2 separate regions of the Mus musculus genome follow, and region 2 is linked to region 1. The links are chromatin loops, found by intact Hi-C in ENCODE. Cell type or tissue: left cerebral cortex. All regions are shown on one strand. Each heading gives the region's core, and the rest is flanking DNA. Links, peaks and the distances in the headings are about the cores only. Region 1 has its middle 11 kb from the start of Dmtf1. Region 2 overlaps Elapor2 (endosome-lysosome associated apoptosis and autophagy regulator family member 2).

Evidence for each region. A loop is a pair of places that touch in the nucleus more often than their neighbours do. Peaks named below come from ENCODE experiments on the same cell type or tissue, not always from the same donor. Only the 100,000 strongest peaks of a DNase experiment are listed, where the experiment ranks them.
Region 2: a loop joins it to region 1, with 8 times the contacts of the local background. A loop is called at or near these places in 32 of 42 quality-filtered maps.

The regions. Positions count from the first base shown.
Region 1 is chr5:9,168,978-9,177,326 of GRCm38, forward strand. It overlaps the pseudogene Gm24666. Among named protein-coding and RNA genes, the nearest start is that of Dmtf1, 11 kb to the left of the region's middle. In left cerebral cortex, for the core only: a CTCF peak has its summit at 799 (motif pointing right); a DNase peak (open chromatin) is centred at 849.
Region 2 is chr5:9,422,738-9,431,086 of GRCm38, forward strand. Elapor2 (endosome-lysosome associated apoptosis and autophagy regulator family member 2) reads left to right here. Exons shown (of 22, transcript NM_172706.4): 9 at 4,953-5,133; 10 at 5,668-5,796. Among named protein-coding and RNA genes, the nearest start is that of Mir879, 51 kb to the left of the region's middle. In left cerebral cortex, for the core only: a CTCF peak has its summit at 5,025 (motif pointing left); a DNase peak (open chromatin) is centred at 5,026.

The DNA.
Region 1 (8,349 bases), core at 119-8,118:
TGACTAACTTCATTTTGCATCATATATGCAAAGTTTATCCATGTTGTTAGATGTTGCAGAACTTCCTTCTTTTTAAAGGCACTATATCACTTCTCAGCCTTTTGTCTAAGATCAAGTGTGGTATCTGTTCTTATCAGTTTAAAGAACAGTATTCGTAAGACTAGAGCTGAGCACATGCCCTGACAGAGCCAAGAAGATATATCACCCACCTCTATCATGTGAGAGCTTTAATTTGCCAGCATATGACACAATATTTCAACTTATTGGATAGTTAAAAAAATTGTCTTTAACTAAAGAATTAGAAAAAAACTAAACATTTTTTGCAGTAGTACCTGTCTGCAGAACACAGTCTTTATTTATTTATTTATTATTTATTATTTTTTTATTATTGGGTATGTATTTCATTTACATTTCCAATGCTATCCCAAAAGTCCCCCACACCCTCCCACACCCACTCCCCCACCCACCCACTCCCACCTCTTGGCCCTGGCGTTCCCCTGTACTGAGGCATATAAAGTCTGCACGACCAATGGGCCTCTCTTTCCAGTGATGGCCGACCAGGCCATCTTCTGATATATATGCAGCTAGAGACAGGCGGGGTACTGGTTAGTTCATATTGTTGCAGAACACAGTCTTTTTTGTTTTTTTTTTTTTGAGTATCACCATATTAAGAAAGAAAATAAATGCTGTCATTTACTATTTTTCAAAAGGAAGGTCAGTTTTAACAGTATGTCACATCTGCTGGTTAATTCTTGTTGATTAGATGTGACATTTTAAAGCATATCATTTAACCAGCAGGTGTCTCCATTGTTCAGTGAGATCTTTTTCAGAGTAGTAGCATTACCAGTAGATGGAATTATGGAGGCTTGAATTGCTAGTGATATGTATAGAACAGAAAAGAACTCAGGCCCAAACTCAATAATAAAACCCTAAGAGTAGGTCTTGTGCTCTGAATCCAAATAAGGCAAAGATGTGTTGCAGATTGCTGCTCATTTCTTTCAGTCCGTTTCATGTGCAGCAGAAGAGAAGGAAGTGGGTGCCTTCACCGCTTTTAGGAGCTCACACGTTTATGATATGTGTACTCACTCATTCTATTTAGCAGATATTCCTGAGAACCTCCTTAGTGCTGAGCATTATTTTAGACACAGAGACTATGGTTACACTCAAGATAGATGAAAATTCTGCCTTCATAGCATCTACATTCTAGGGGACAGCTCACATTGTGACATGTTGCTGGTAGTTTTTGGCTGTCTGCTTTGTGTTACCACTTGGTTGCATGTGCACACACGCCCAGGAACTATCTTGGATCTGCAGATGAAAGACACACACACACACACACACACACACACACACACACACACACACACGATCATTGTAACCTGCCTTATTGGCTCTGTGTCTGGGCTCTCTATCTTTCCCTTACCTTTACTCCTAGCACAACACCTATAATCCTCCCTCAAATTAGCTGCCCAGTTATCTTTCCTCCTAGCTCAACACCTCTAAATCTGCTCTCAGTTTGGTTGTCCAGTTACCTTTACTCTTAGCTCAACACCTTAAAATCTGCCCTTCGCTTGGTCGCCTATTTACCTTCTCTTAAGCCCATGGGCCACTTTCCTTTTACACCTACATTTTGGAAGATCTTCCCTGCAGCTCCGAGTCTGTTCTGTCCCTCTCCCCACTAAGTATCTCAATTCTCCTCTTCTCTCATAGCCTGCAGGAACCTGGATATCTGTCCTCTTTCTTTCTGCCCAGTCATTAGCCACTGGCATCTTTATTGATTGATCAAGAACCAATTGGAGACAAGGAACTTCAGCATCAGTACTCGCAGATTCTTGATTAAATCAGAGTATCAGAACCACTCCTCTACAGTGACATACCTAGATCATACCATGCAATATCTTGTGTTTAAGATGCCAGTTTACTACATCACAGCAACTGTCTATAAACGTTTTCCTAATTAACTTGATGAGAAACGATGACAGTATATGAATCAAATTACTTGCTGCCTTTACATGAAGCCAAACTGCAAATATTAGAAAAGATGGTCAACGTCCATTGCTCTTGTTTAGTTAGGGTATTGTGAGTTGTTGCCTGTCTTCTGAGGTATTAGAGATCATTTGTTTTTACACAAAACATCAATCATGGGACAATAGAACTGTTGTGTTTGATGATGATGACGGTGATGCTGCTGCTGACGTGTGTGTGTGTGTGTGTGTGTGTGTGTGTGTGTGTGTGTGTGCATGTGAGTGTTCTTGTGTGTGTATCATATGTCCAGGGGTGCAAGTGGGTGCATGTGAAGACTGGAGGTCAAGTGTGTTTCTCCATCACTCTCTGTTTTGTTTTTAGCCTGGCTCCCTCACTCACCTGGAGCTCACTAATTTGATTAGACTGACTTGTCAGTGAGCCCAAAGTTCCTCCTCTTTCTGCTTCCTTCACACGCATAGGTACCTATTAGAGGTGCCCTCCCTTAACTCCCTGATATTTTGTTTTGATTTTACATGATAGTGACAGTAAAATTTATAACTTTATACTGTGGCCAGCACTTTACCAACTAAGCCATCTCTGCAAATCTCAACCTGGGTTTTAATACTTCTCTAGTAATTTATGAATGTCTATATTGTATTAAATATAACCATAGTAAATTAAACTTCAAAGCATAATGCTTTTTTACACTGCATATTAAGTAGGTAGTGAAGACAAATAATATACAGTTACCTAATTGAATGATATTGCACTAACAGGATTAGAAATGTGGCATTTCAATGGGCCATCAGTTGAAACTTGAAGAATACACACACTCACACACACACACACACACACACACACAATCATATTTTATAGTTATAGTCATTGTCTCAGTACTACAGCTGTTTGATAAGCCTGGGTAAGGAAATAAGTGACTTCAACAGTAAGGAAAATCGCTAACTTTCCCCTGTATCTATTTATATTTCAAATGAAGGTTTGTAGAACTTTGTTCTTTGTATTGGTTCAACCTGGTGTAGAAAGATAAAAGGCTATCATAGGCACTACCTGAAATAAGGTGGATTTCCTTTCTCTATTCCACTGCACTAGATAGGCTGTGTTTTTGGCTGTTGTTGGCTTGTTTTTACATAGCCTCTTTCGCATGATGCTTTACTCTTTTCTTTAACATTGCCAAAGAATTGTATGAGGTGGTGTCATTCTCTATTAATGACATTATTGATCTTGATTAAACTTTCTTGACTCTCTTCTGAGAGGAAACTCATTCCATCTTAGCATTGCATTGCTAATCAACTGAAGGAAACATATCTAATAATACAACAATGCCCTATACATCATAGCACGTTGTTTGAAGTGGTAACCGTAAGTAAAGTACTCTCTAGTGGCTGACTGATGCAGAGGATATAAGTGAGACTATGTGTCCCTACCTGTCTTTTTTACCATAACAACATTTTGATAAAATTAAGAGTTAGAGAATTTCAGTATTCCTTACCCTTGCACACTGTTGATAGGAATATAAATTAGATTAAGTGTTATAGAGAACAGAATAGATGAAGCAGTCCTACTACAGGGATACAAAGGGAAGGGAAGGTAATCAGCCTGTCAAAGTGACATTGACCCTCATAGTTACTGTACTGCTGCACATGATAGCCAAAAAACAGAAACTAGCCAAGTTTTCATGAACAGTAAGTGAAGAGAGATAATGTGGGAAAAATACTACTCAACATAAAAATTAAAATGTCACTTGCGACAACATAGATGGAACTGGAAAACATTATGTTAGGTGAAATAAAAAGACGCAGAAAGACAAGAACCATATGCTCTTAGTCATATGTGAAACGAAATAGTTGCATGAAATATATATGTATGTATATATATATATATGTATGTATATATGTGTGTGTGCATATATATATATGTATATATGTGTGTGTGTGTGTGTGTGTGTGTGTGTGTGTGTGTGTGGAATTTACTGTGGTATGTGGATAATGTAATAGTCATATCATAAATGGCATATCTGTCACCTCAGATAGGCAGTATTTTTTTGCACTAAAATTATACTCAATCTTGGAATTTCTGTCTTCAACATTGTATCACGGAAGTAGAGTTTGAAAGGGATATGTACCTGGGAATTACTAGTGTTTTTAGAAGATAAACAATATGTAGAATATCCTAGACTGTAAAGATGCCTCTAAATTTTTAAAAGACAATTACTTGAGTTCCTTCCAGGGGTGCAGAGATTAGATCAGAGTGGTATTAGGTATAACTCAGTGATATTGAATCCAGTCCCCTCTACAGGAGTTTGGAGAAAGTTATGTTTGAGGCATAACTGAAACACACTAGTTATTCCTTTGGTATGTCACTACAAATTCAAGCAGTTACAGAAGTGACTTCACAGCTCTATGCTAATAATTAGTAGATTGAATTTACCTATCTAGGCAGATGACTGAAGAGTTATTATCAGCTCAAACAGGATAGGATATTGTTCTTGGTTGATGACACAGTCTCAGTTCCTCTTCTACAGTGTATTTAAAGAGTGTGCTGACTTGTCTAAATCCGAGCATCTAAACCTTGCCCAGTCAACTAACAAAGATCATTTTTCCATCTTGGGGACTTACCTAGGGTGATGAGGCTTGGTTTACGCTTCTTTGAGTCTAGCTAAGTTTTCTCCTTGAGAGTTTCTAAGGGTAATGAGGCTTATTAGGCAATGAATTACTTTGTAATTAGGCATGTCTCAGTCTGTCAGAAGTGCTTAGTCGTCCATCTGTTGTATAATTTTCACTCAAAGGATAAACTATATAGTCTCTTCAGGCTCTTTTGGAAAGAGTAGAAATTGACCAATTCATTTTTTTCCCATTGATTAATCATGATCAGAACACAAAATACAGTAGTAAAAATTTGGAAATATTCTTAAAATCTGGCCACATTTAGTCTACATTTCAGCCAAGGTAGAGATTCGTACCTGATATCCATTTATCATTGGCTAAAACTAATACTATATTAATCCTAACTGAAGTGCTCATAAATTACTGACTCTATGGCTGCTGCAAGAAGTATAATTGTGACTTTGTGCCCACTTCCCCTTCAATTATACTTCTTACTTATCTGCTGGGAGAGGGGAATTCATGAGTTTTCTTCGATGGAATGGCACTGGGCACCTCAAGCACACTCCAGGGCAGGCCATGCACTCAAGGGCAAGGGCAGCACAGAATAGACTCCATGGTATTTTGTCTGATCTTTGTTATCACTTGGTGGTTCCTCTCTCATTTTGGCTTTTCTTTTATTGGCTTTTTTGTTTTTGAGAGAGAGAGGGAGGCAGAGAGCATGAAATTGGGAAGGCAGAGAGGTGGGAGGATCTGGGAGGACTTAGGGAAGAAGAAGGAATATGATCAAATTACAGTGTATGAAAAAATTAAGAAACAGAAATGTAGACAGAGTATCACTGGGATGTTGTGCTGTTCTTGTTAAAAGAAAGTTTTGTTTTATTTGTACTTAGTCCTGCTTTCAGTACTATTGGGTTTTGATGGTATTTAGTGTCAGCCAGTGTCGCATACATCTTACTTCATAAAATCAATGTGATATTTTCTTAATATCTAAACACAAAGTCCAGAGTCCCTCAGTGAGGTACATATTTTTCTGCTGGTTTTCAAGGCTTCCTGGGATCATAGCTATCTTCCCCTCTAATTCTTGCACTGGGGCATATGCTAACTTTAAAAACTGGCTCTTTTTTTTTTTTTAATTAGGTACTTTCTTCATTCACATCTCCAGTGCTATCCCAAAAGTCCCCCTCCCCCCATTGCCCCCCCCCCCACTCCCACTTCCCGGCCCTGGCGTTCCCCTGCACTGAGGCATATAAAGTCTGCACGACCAATGGGCCTCTCTTTCCACTGATGGCCGACCAGGCCATCCTCTGATACATATACAGCTAGAGACATGAGCTCCAGGGGGCACTGGTTAGTTCATATTGTTGTTCCACCCATAGGATTTCAGATCCCCTCAGCTCCTTGGGTACTCTCTCTAGCTCCTCCATTGGGGGCCCTGTGATCCAACCAATAGCTGACTGTGAGCATCCACTTCTGTGTTTGCCAGGCCCAGGCATAGTCTCACAAGAGACAGCTATATCAAGGTCCTTTCAGCAAAATCTTGCTAGTGTATGCAATGGTGTCAGGATTTGGAGGCTGATTACAGGATGGATCCCCAGATATAGCAGTCTCTAGATGGTCCACCCCTTCATCTCAGCTCCAAACTTCATCTCTGCAACTCCCTCCATGGGCGTTCTGCTCCCAATTCTAAGAAGGGGCAAAGCGTCCACACCGTGGTCTTCATTCCTCCTGAGTCTCATGTGCTTCGCAAATTGTATCCTATATCTTGGATATTCTAAATTTCTGGGCTAATATCCACTTTTCAGTGAGTACATATTGTGTGAGTTCCTTTGTGAATGTGTTACCTCACTCAGGATGATGCCCTCCAGGTCCATCCATTTGCCTAAGAATTTCATAAATTCATTCTTTTTAATAGCTGAGTAGTACTCCATTGTGTAAATGTATTACATTTTCTGTATCCATTCCTCTGTTGAGGAACATCTGGGTTCTTTCCAGCTTCTGGCTATTATAAATAAGGCTGCTATGAACATAATGAAGCATATGTCCTTCTTACCCGGTTGGGTATATGCCCAGGAGAGGTATTGTGGGATCCTCCAGTAGTACTATGTCCAATTTTCTGAGGAACCGCCAGACTGATTTCCAGAGTGGTTGTACAAGCTTGCAATCCCACCAACAATGGAGGAGTGTTCCTCTTTCTCCACATCCTCGCCAGCATCTGCTGTCACCTGAATTTTTGATCTTAGCCATTCTGACTGGTGTGAGGTGGAATCTCAGGGTTGTTTTGATTTGCATTTCCCTGATGATTAAGGATGTTGAACATTTTTTCAGGTGCTTCTCAGCCACTCGGTATTCCTCAGGTGAGAATTCTTTGTTTAGCTCTGAGCCCCATTTTTAATGGGGTTATTTGATTTTCTGGGGTCCACCTTCTTAAGTTCTTTATATATGTTGGATATTAGTCCCCTATCTGATTTAGGATGGGTAAAGATTCTTTCCCAATCTGTTGGTGGTCTTTTTGTCTTATTGACAGTGTCTTTTGCCTTACAGAAGCTTTGCAATTTTATGAGGTCCCATTTGTTGATTAGATCTTACAGCACAAGCCATTGCTGTTCTATTCAGGAATTTTTCCCCTGTGCCCATATCTTCAAGGCTTTCCCCCACTTTCTCCTCTATAAGTTTCAGTGTCTCTGGTTTTATGTGGAGTTCCTTGATCCACTTAGATTTAACCTTAGTACAAGGAGATAGGAATGGATCAATTCGCATTCTTCTACCTGTTAACTGCCAGTTGTGCCAGCACCATTTGTTGAAAATGCTGTCCTTTTTCCACTGGATGGTTTTAGCTCCCTTGTCAAAGATAAGTGACCATAGGTGTGTGGGTTCATTTCTGGGTCTTCAATTCTATTCCATTGGTCTACTTGTCTGTCGCTATACCGGTACCATGCAGTTTTTATCACAATTGCTCTTTAGTACAACTTTAGGTCAGGCATGGTGATTCCACCAGAGGTTCTTTTATCCTTGAGAAGAGTTTTTGTTATCCTAGGTTTTTTGTTATTCCAGATGAATTTGCAGATTGCCCTTTCTATCGCTGAAGAATTGAGTTGGAATTTTGATGGGGATTGCATTGAATCTGTAGATTGCTTTTGGCAAGATAGCCATTTTTACAATGTTGATCCTGCCAATCCATGAGCATGGGAGATCTATCCATCTTCTGAGATCTTTAATTTCTTTCTTCAGAGACTTGAAGTTCTTATCATACAGATCTTTCACTTCCTTAGTTAGAATCGAGCCAAGGTATTGTATATTATTTGTGACTATTTTAAAGGGTGTTGCTTCCCTAATTTCTTTCTCAGCCTGTTTATCCTTTGTGTAGAGAAAGGCCACTGATTTGTTTGAGTTAATTTTATATCCAACTACTTCATTGAAGCTGTTTATCAGGTTTAGGAGTTTTAGGGTCACTTATATATACTATCATATCATCTGCAAAAACTGATATTTTGACTTCTTCCTTTCCAATTTGTATCCCCATGATCTCCTTTTGTTGTCGAATTGTTCTGGCTAGGACTTCAAGAACAATGTTGAATAGGTAGGGAGAAAGTGGGCAGCCTTGTCTAGTCCCCGATTTTAGTGGGAATGCTTCCAGTTTATCACCATTTACTTTGATGTTGGCTACTGGTTTGCTGTAGATTGCTTGTATCCTGTTCAGGTATGGGCCAACTGGGTCTTTTTATTTTATTTTTTCTATGAAGCTACTCATTCAAAGAATTTAGAA
Region 2 (8,349 bases), core at 289-8,288, 250 kb after region 1:
TCGCCTTTTCTATGATGAGAACCCCATACATTATTACTATTTTTTTAAATAAATACATTCTTTCAGATTACTATTTTTAAACAAAATACATTTTTTCAGAGGTCAAATGATCCAGAAGAGGATAGTTTGAAGTATGTACTATGGCTCACAAGATAAAGATGTCTTGTAGCTTGTATTGATCTGTAAGATACTCAGATCTTATCAGAGACGCTGTCCAGGCACAGAGTGATTCGGCCATGGTAGACTACTGTGTACTTGCACTTAGAAAACACAAAGTAATTACCACATGTCCAATGTCTAACTGGGGGGTGGAGTGGGTGGGCAGAGTGCACAGATAAATTCTGCTGTTGATCCATCATTGTCTCAAAGACTCAGCCAGTACCAGGCCTGCCAATGAGAAGCTGAGGATGAGAAGGCATTGGTTCAAAGTGTCCTTCAGATATGTTTACAGCCCTAGTCAGGGCATTTAGTTTTTGGAGATATCAGCAAATATTATTTTTCCTTTCCTAATTTTGTATCTGTGAGTGGTAATCTGTACTTTTCATATTTATGTGAATATGAAACTTCCTTTTTGCCTTTAAAAACTTTGAAGGAATTTTGAGTTGAGTTAAAGTAAGTATATACTAATTTAAAGTGATTAGAAGAAATTTTTAATAAGAAATACCACTATTATTTTTAATAAGAATGTTAACTCAAGTTAACAGCATTAACTAATGAAGGGTTGTAGAGTGAGGTTGTCAGTGGCCCTACGATAATGCCATGTGAGGCTACTTTAATTTAGAACATACACATAGAGAGTTGCCGCTAAAAGTGCAATAAAAAGTATTGTGTAATACCTTTAACATAAACCTTTCTTAGCTAAACTTGCCTAACTTATTGTTAAAAGTGAATTTAATTTATTCTATGTAATCACAATTAATTCAGTATTACTGAAGAATGAATGAATGAGATCTATTAATGCATTATATCTGAACAACATGAAAATATATTAAAATCATATTTGTTACATTGCTGAGTGATTTAGTGTATCAGTGAGTATAATGCCAGTGACCAGTTTGATAATATCTGGCTGACATGGCCTAATAGAATTAAGGTCATTCATATTCAAATATAATTTAGAATACACACACACACACACATACACACACAGCACTCACTTACAAGCATGCTGAATGCATATATATATATACATGAAATGTTTTTCATATAAGTCAGAGAATCTTTCATATAAGTCAAGAATAGATTCTTGGTATAGAAGAAAATAATGTGTCCATGTTTCATAAATTCAGTTCACTCCTTTTTAAAATTATTGACTATTTTATTTATTTACATTTCAAATGTTATCTCCCTTCCTGTTTTCCCTGCAAACCCCATCCTACCCTTCTTCCCCTGCTTCTATGAGGGTGCTTACCCACATACCCAGCCACCCACTCCCGACTCACTGCCCTAGAATTCCCCTATGCTTGGGCATTGATCCTTTGCAAGACCAAGGGTCTCCCCTCCCACTGATAACAGATAAGGCAATCCTCTGCTACATATGCGGTTGGAGCCACGGGTCCCTTGATGTGTACTTTTTAGTTGGTGGTTTAGTCCCCTGGGAGCTTGGGGGTGGGGGTGGGGCAGGTCCTGATTGGTTGATAGTGTTGTTCTTAAAGACAAAGTCTCACTACATAGCTTGGGCTGGCCTAGAACTCTGTGTAGAGCATGCTGGCCTTGAGCTCACAGAGATCCACTTTTAATGTTTAACCTAAATGATCATGAATATTGTAGCTCTTCTGTAATCTTTACACTAGTCTGGTAAAACTCTGTTGAGAGGGGTTTGGTTTCATAAAACCATTTCATGTTTGCATCTCACTTTCTGCAGAATGAGCTGGTTGTTGGTGTCTCACCTGCACTGTGAGCCATCTGGTTCTAAGCATCATTAATATTAATTAGCATCTTTCCCTGTCAGCTACACTAGGAAACATATGTCTCTGTTGGAAAGACAGAGAAGCAGTTTGCCGTGTGTGGCAGGAAGGTTTGTAAGGAACATGGATCATAGAGAACTTGTACCTTGATTTCTCCATGTTAAAATGTTCACAGTGTATTTTAACTTCTAAACGTCTTCTTTGCTTACATTGGAAGAAACTGGTTATTTGGCTTCTCAGATATATTTGCATATTGTATTGTTTTCAGTCTCATCAGAATGACCCTCCTTTAATGGTGCTGTTTGCATCTCTTGGGCAAGTTGTTTAATAGCTGTAATCTGGGGCTGGGGAGATAGCTTAGTTAGTAAAGTGCTTACCTTGAAAATTGTACAGCATAAGTTCAGTCTCCAATACCCATGTAAGGAGCCTGGTGTGGCAGCATGTGTTTGTAATTCTAGGGATGGGGACATAAAGCCAGATCCCAGAATTTGCTGGCCAGCCAACAGCCTAGCCTAATTGTAGAGCTCCAGGTCAGTGAGAGACTGTATCAGGGTAAAAGCAAAACAAGGTGGATGGAATCAAAAGAATGATGCTCAAGGTTGTCATCTGGCCTATCCACGCGTGCATAACTTTAATGTGCAAACCCAGGTTTCCTTGTTTGCGAACCTGGGGACAATAGTGTCCTGAAAAGGCTGGGAAGATTCTTTTCTGACATGGAATCTTTTCTGTTCTTGTGTAGAAACAAAATTTCCCCAAATGTAGCTGCTCATACATTTCTATGAATGTGAGTCAGAAAATTAATGAACTTACTAGGATCTCAAAAAAAATTTTTTTAACTTGTTAACTTAAACTGAAGACTTAAAGTCAATGTCTCTCCTATAATTATTTGTTTAGATTCTCTGAATTTTATGCTGCCTTTCTTGAGGGGTAGTTGAGGGCATTTTATTGATATAGTATCTAATTTGATGTTTTTAGCTACTTAGGAGGAGTTAGCTGGAGTGGCCATTGTTTTATAGATGGTCAGAGAGGCGGAGCCATAAAGTAGAGCATTAAAGCATGTCATGACATGGACCATAAAATGAATATGGAAAGGGATCTATAAAAAGAAAATAATACTACTTATCATTCTAATGAGACATCCATTTTCTTAGCATCCTTCTTCATACCAGATAGTGTATCTTCCACAAGCATATTTAAGGCTTCAGTTGAGTGGCATTGAATGTCTGTTTTGTACAGTTCTTACTGACTAGAAACAGAGGTGAAGGACTGCCTGTGTTTCCTGTTCTCCAGCTGCAACAGACTTCTTGTTGCAGAAGTTGTTTTAAAGGACAAACAATACTTTCAAAAGTTTATTGGATGAAAAGAACAGTTACTGTCTCTTCTAAAAACCTCTATGTAGCTCTAATATTGGTTGTTATATTTTTGCTGGAATACTCCACCTACCAGTGTTCACATTCCAGTTTTGTTTTAGGACAACTAACCTATCTATTATTCTGCTTTTTAACTAAGAATAACTAATTTTAGCATGGCCAGCTTTTGGGGTGTAGTTGAGTTACCACATTTTTTAAATTCTGTTTTGTGTAAAGTAGGATAATGAGAAGGGCTGTGATTGAGTGCTCTCCTGGAGAGCAGAAGGGTGTATTTTTCCTGATGCTCAGAGCACATAGAGAAGGCCATAAGAGTTTCTGGAGAGAATAGTTTAGCTACAATCCTTTTTTTTTTTCTTGGTTAATTTTTTTTTATTAGCTACAATTCTTATTATTGAAAAAGACTTGGGAACTACTAATACTTATGAATCATTAGGATTGTACATAAAGTTTCATCTCTTCTTTTTGAAAAAATAATATTTTTCTTTGATGATTACTCCATGCAAAGTGTGATAAGAAAGGCTGTGGCGGGTGTCAAGGAAGGGAGCAGTGGAGCTAGCCAGTAAGCAAGCAACATATTGCTGGCTACACACGGAAGTGAGCAGACGCAGGGGCAGCATTTGTTTGCTGTTATTTTTGAGATCATAAAATAACTGCATCATTTCTCCCTTTCCTTTCCCCCTCCAAACCTCACCTCAAATACCTCTCCTCACTCATATTCGCTTGCTCGTTTTAATTCTTTGTTTGTGTAAATCACACACACACACACACACACACACACACACACACACACACACACACACACACCTGCATGGTCTGGTCTGTATATTGTTGTTCATATGCATGTGTTCAGAGGTGAGCACCTGGCAGTTGTTTACACCTTAAGGAGGGATTTGTGATAAGAAGCATGCTGTCTGTATTGTAAGGGTTCTTACTGCTTAGGTTCAAAGCTAGCGCAATGTATTGATTGTTTCCAGGGACGAGCGAGCTGGCTCACTTGGTAGAGTGCTTACCACACAAGCATGGTTGTCTAGAACTCACATTAAAAAAATGAATGTAGTACCCCACTCCTGTATTCCCGGAACTGGGGAAGTAGAGACAGGAGGACCAGTGGGACTGGCTGGCCAGCCAGTCTAGCTGAATCAATAAGCTTTAGGTCTAGTGAGAATCTGATTCCCAAAATAACCTGGAGTCACTTGAGAGATGGCTCATCTAGTAAAGTCATTTACTACGAAGCACCCTACAAGGTGCAAAGAAAAAACCATCTCCTGCAGGTCCTAGTCCCTCCCTCCTTCTCCACCTACACACACACACACACACACACACACACACACACACACACACACACACACATTTACACACTTCCTCTCTCACATTAAACGAAGTTGGGTAGCAGTTATGAAAGACATCTTCATATGTGCATGTGCATGCACACACACACACATACACACATAATGGTTATTTTCCTACCTATTTTTCTCCATATTGTATTAATGAAAGTTATCTCTTTTTCTCTCATTGTTTTCTCACTGTTTAGATTCTCTCAGCCCTCTCTTCTGTTCTCCACTGTTGATAATTCTTTAGCTTGTCAATTTAGCATCTTTGTCATAAAGATATTGCATGATTTACTTTTAGTTTTAATTTTAAAAGCTCTCTCTCTCTTTTATTTTTTTCTCAGACACAGATAATGTACAAGTGGATAGAGCCAAAAATCTGCAGGGAGGATCTCACAGATGCTATTAGGCTGCCCCCTTCTGGAGAGAAGAAGGATTGTCCTCCTTGCAACCCAGGATTCTATAACAATGGATCGTCTTCTTGCCATCCCTGCCCTCCGGGGACGTTTTCAGATGGAACAAAGGGTAGGGTGTCTATCATGAATTGCACGATCAGTAAAACATTCCTGATAGACTTGCGATCTTGTTCTCTAGTGCTTTTTTTGAAAAGTTTTTAGAAGACACATTTCTTATTTTGTCAAAATGAAGAGGTATTGAGAAATGTTGATAATGGGACTCTTAGGCCATGGTGACTTATCTGACGAGGACAGTCTTACTGGTGTTTTGTGTGTATGGCCGTCTCCTTTAACAATAATACATTTTAGTCTCTGAAAGTCAACCCTATCCTATTGGGTAACCGTGGATAACCACTCACTCACCAAGTTAAGCATAATATGAAGCACTGTACAAACAAAACCACCAAATATGTACACGTGCATCCGTACTGTATCTAGAAAAATTTTCCAGATCCATTTTGAAAAAATTGCTAAGGGAATTGGTGGTCATGTAACATCTGTCCCTCATATTTGTCTGGTAGTTTTAGTGCAGAGGTGCTTGGTTCCGAGAAAGCTGTTCAGATGCAGCCTAATGTGATTGCATATACTCACTCATCTTCTGCAGAATGCAAGTCATGTCCGGCCGGAACAGAGCCAGCACTTGGGTTTGAATATAAATGGTGGAATGTCCTCCCTGCCAACATGAAAACTTCCTGCTTCAATGTTGGGAATTCCAAGTGCGATGGAATGAACGGTGAGCTTGGATTCTACATTAACTGTTGTGGCAGCGAAGACACCACTCATTTTTAGCTTTTTAGACATACCAGACATATTTGTGAGGAACTTGGTCTTACTTGGCTGGGTGTTCATCTTCCAGCCCTTATATAAAACTCAAGCAACCAATCAGATGCCTTTCCTAAAGTAATCACAACCACAGTGCTTCTCCCCTTTCCCTGGCTCCACTTCCTTTAGTTTCAGCTTTCCATAGTCAATAGCCGTTTATAAATACCAATTAGAAAATTACAGAAACAAATACTTTACATTTTAAATGGTCAAGTGTTCTTAATAGCCAACGGAACCTCATGCCATATTCTTTTTCCTTTCAAGCCTAGGATGTGAATGACTCCTTTGTGTGGTTACATCTGCTTCCTGTCCATTAGTGACTTAGTAGCCATTTTGGTTTTTAGATTCAGTGCTCAGGTTTCACAATATCTGCGTTTAAATAACTCTCTCAATAATAACTTCAAACCACAAACACACAAAAAGAACATGCCAAAGAAAATCCATCAAGCCCTGGCTCCCTCCCTCCCTCCCTCCCTCCCTCCCTCCCTCCCTCCCTCCCTTCTACCCTTTCAGCTGAAAATGCAAAAGTTCTCAACTCAATAAAGAGCGAGCATAAATTGTACACTGAAGTTGCTAAAATCCATGGTAAGGAAAAGCTTTTAGCCATTAAGTTGTGAAGAGGGAAACATGACTTCTGTGCCAGCGTTACTCTCGCACCTCAAAATGGCAGGAATTAAATGGTGGTAAGTGCTAAGATAGGAAAGGTATAAAGTGGTAGGGCTTGGTGTATCCTCTGTGGGGTCTCAGAGCTTATTTCCCGAGGATGGATGCTGCGTGAGAGGCTGGAAGGGGACAGGCTGGTGTATTAACCTGGTGTTTTATGTAGTCACTTTTCAAGTAGATATTGAACTTCATGTTTAAAGTCACAAACACCAGAAGAGATGTCCCAAGGAGGGCGACAATACCTTAAATCATTTGGAGCAATAAGTTACTAAATTCTTTTGGTTTGGCTCAGTACTGGGTTAAGCATGGTAAAGGGTGAAAGATTTCAAATTCTGATTTTCAGTGAAGTCCCTCACTATGTTCTTAAGATGCCATTAAATCCCACTTACTGAAGCCTTGCAGCAGAGTTCTACAGGACAGTTGCTAACATTCTTTCAACTCTCCTTGTTGGTCATACTCATTTTGAAATCTGAAATGTTGCTGTTTGCCAGGCATTCTAAAGAACAAGAGTAAACAATGTAAAAAGGAGTAAACAACGGAGTCCATCCATCCCCTTGTCAGCTCACCATCATTTCCATCAGCTTACTTTTCTCCATCTTACATTTGATCCTTGTCTCTAGGTTTACATAAACAGTTTTAAAATTGCATGCTTTGAATCAGTATCTCTTTAAAACAGATTTGGGACATAGGATATGAAAGTTCACGTGAGTGTAGAGATCAATGGAAAAAAATGGAGGCTTGAAAAGTTTTGAGTCAACAGGTGAGTGAAAGACCAAGATGTGATATATATTAAATAGGAAGTGTTCTTTATTGAAGGTAGCAGAAGGAAAGGTAGACAGGACAAAGGAGGATGTGCACTTGTTTAGAAATGTTTCTTTGGAGCAAATCCAGTCTGCGCAGCTCAAGTCACATGAGTTGGCAGTGGCAGGTTGATCCACTCATAAACACCATTCGCAAATCAGCAGTGACAGGCTGATCCAGAAGGAACTACAAGACACTCCCAATCAGCTTGAGTCCACAGAAGCAGCAAGAAGCCACTGGAGCACCACCAGAAGTTTTTGGTGTGTTTCTCTGTATGAAGTCATGACAAAAGATGACTAGCAAAGAATCGCAAGGTGTACCAATACTATCTAGTGCTGTCCACTGTCCGTTGGGCTATATTTATCCTTCCCAAACATGTGCTTTTTCAAATATGGGCTCTCCCAAAACACCACATGCCCTTTTTCCAGGCTGTCTACAGAAAAACACCACGTGTCTGTTCTTAGTAAAATGTTCTCCCATGTGTCTGCTTCAGCATAAACCTCCTCTCAAAAGACAGTTTCCACTTAGACTTGAACTTTGTACAAGGAGATAAGAATGGGTCAATTTGAATTCTTCTACATGATAACCGCCAGTTGTGCCAGCATGATTTGTTGAAAACCAGAGACACTGAAATTAATAGAGGAGAAAGTGGGGAAAAGCCTCGAAGATATGGGCACAAGGGAAAAATTCCTAAACAGAACAGCAATGGCTTGTGCTGTAAGCTCAAGAATTGACAAATGGGACCTCATAAAATTGCAAAGCTTCTGTAAGGCAAAAGACATTGTCAATAAGACAAAAAGGTCACCAATAGATTGGGAAAGGATTTTTACCAATCCTAAATCTGATAGGGGACTAATATCCAATATATACAAAGAGCTCAAGAAGCTGGGCTCCAGAAATTCAAATAACCCCATTAAAAATGGGTTACAGAACTAAATAAAGAATTTTCAACTGAGGAATACCAAATGGCTGAGAAGCACCTGAAAAAATGTTTAAAACA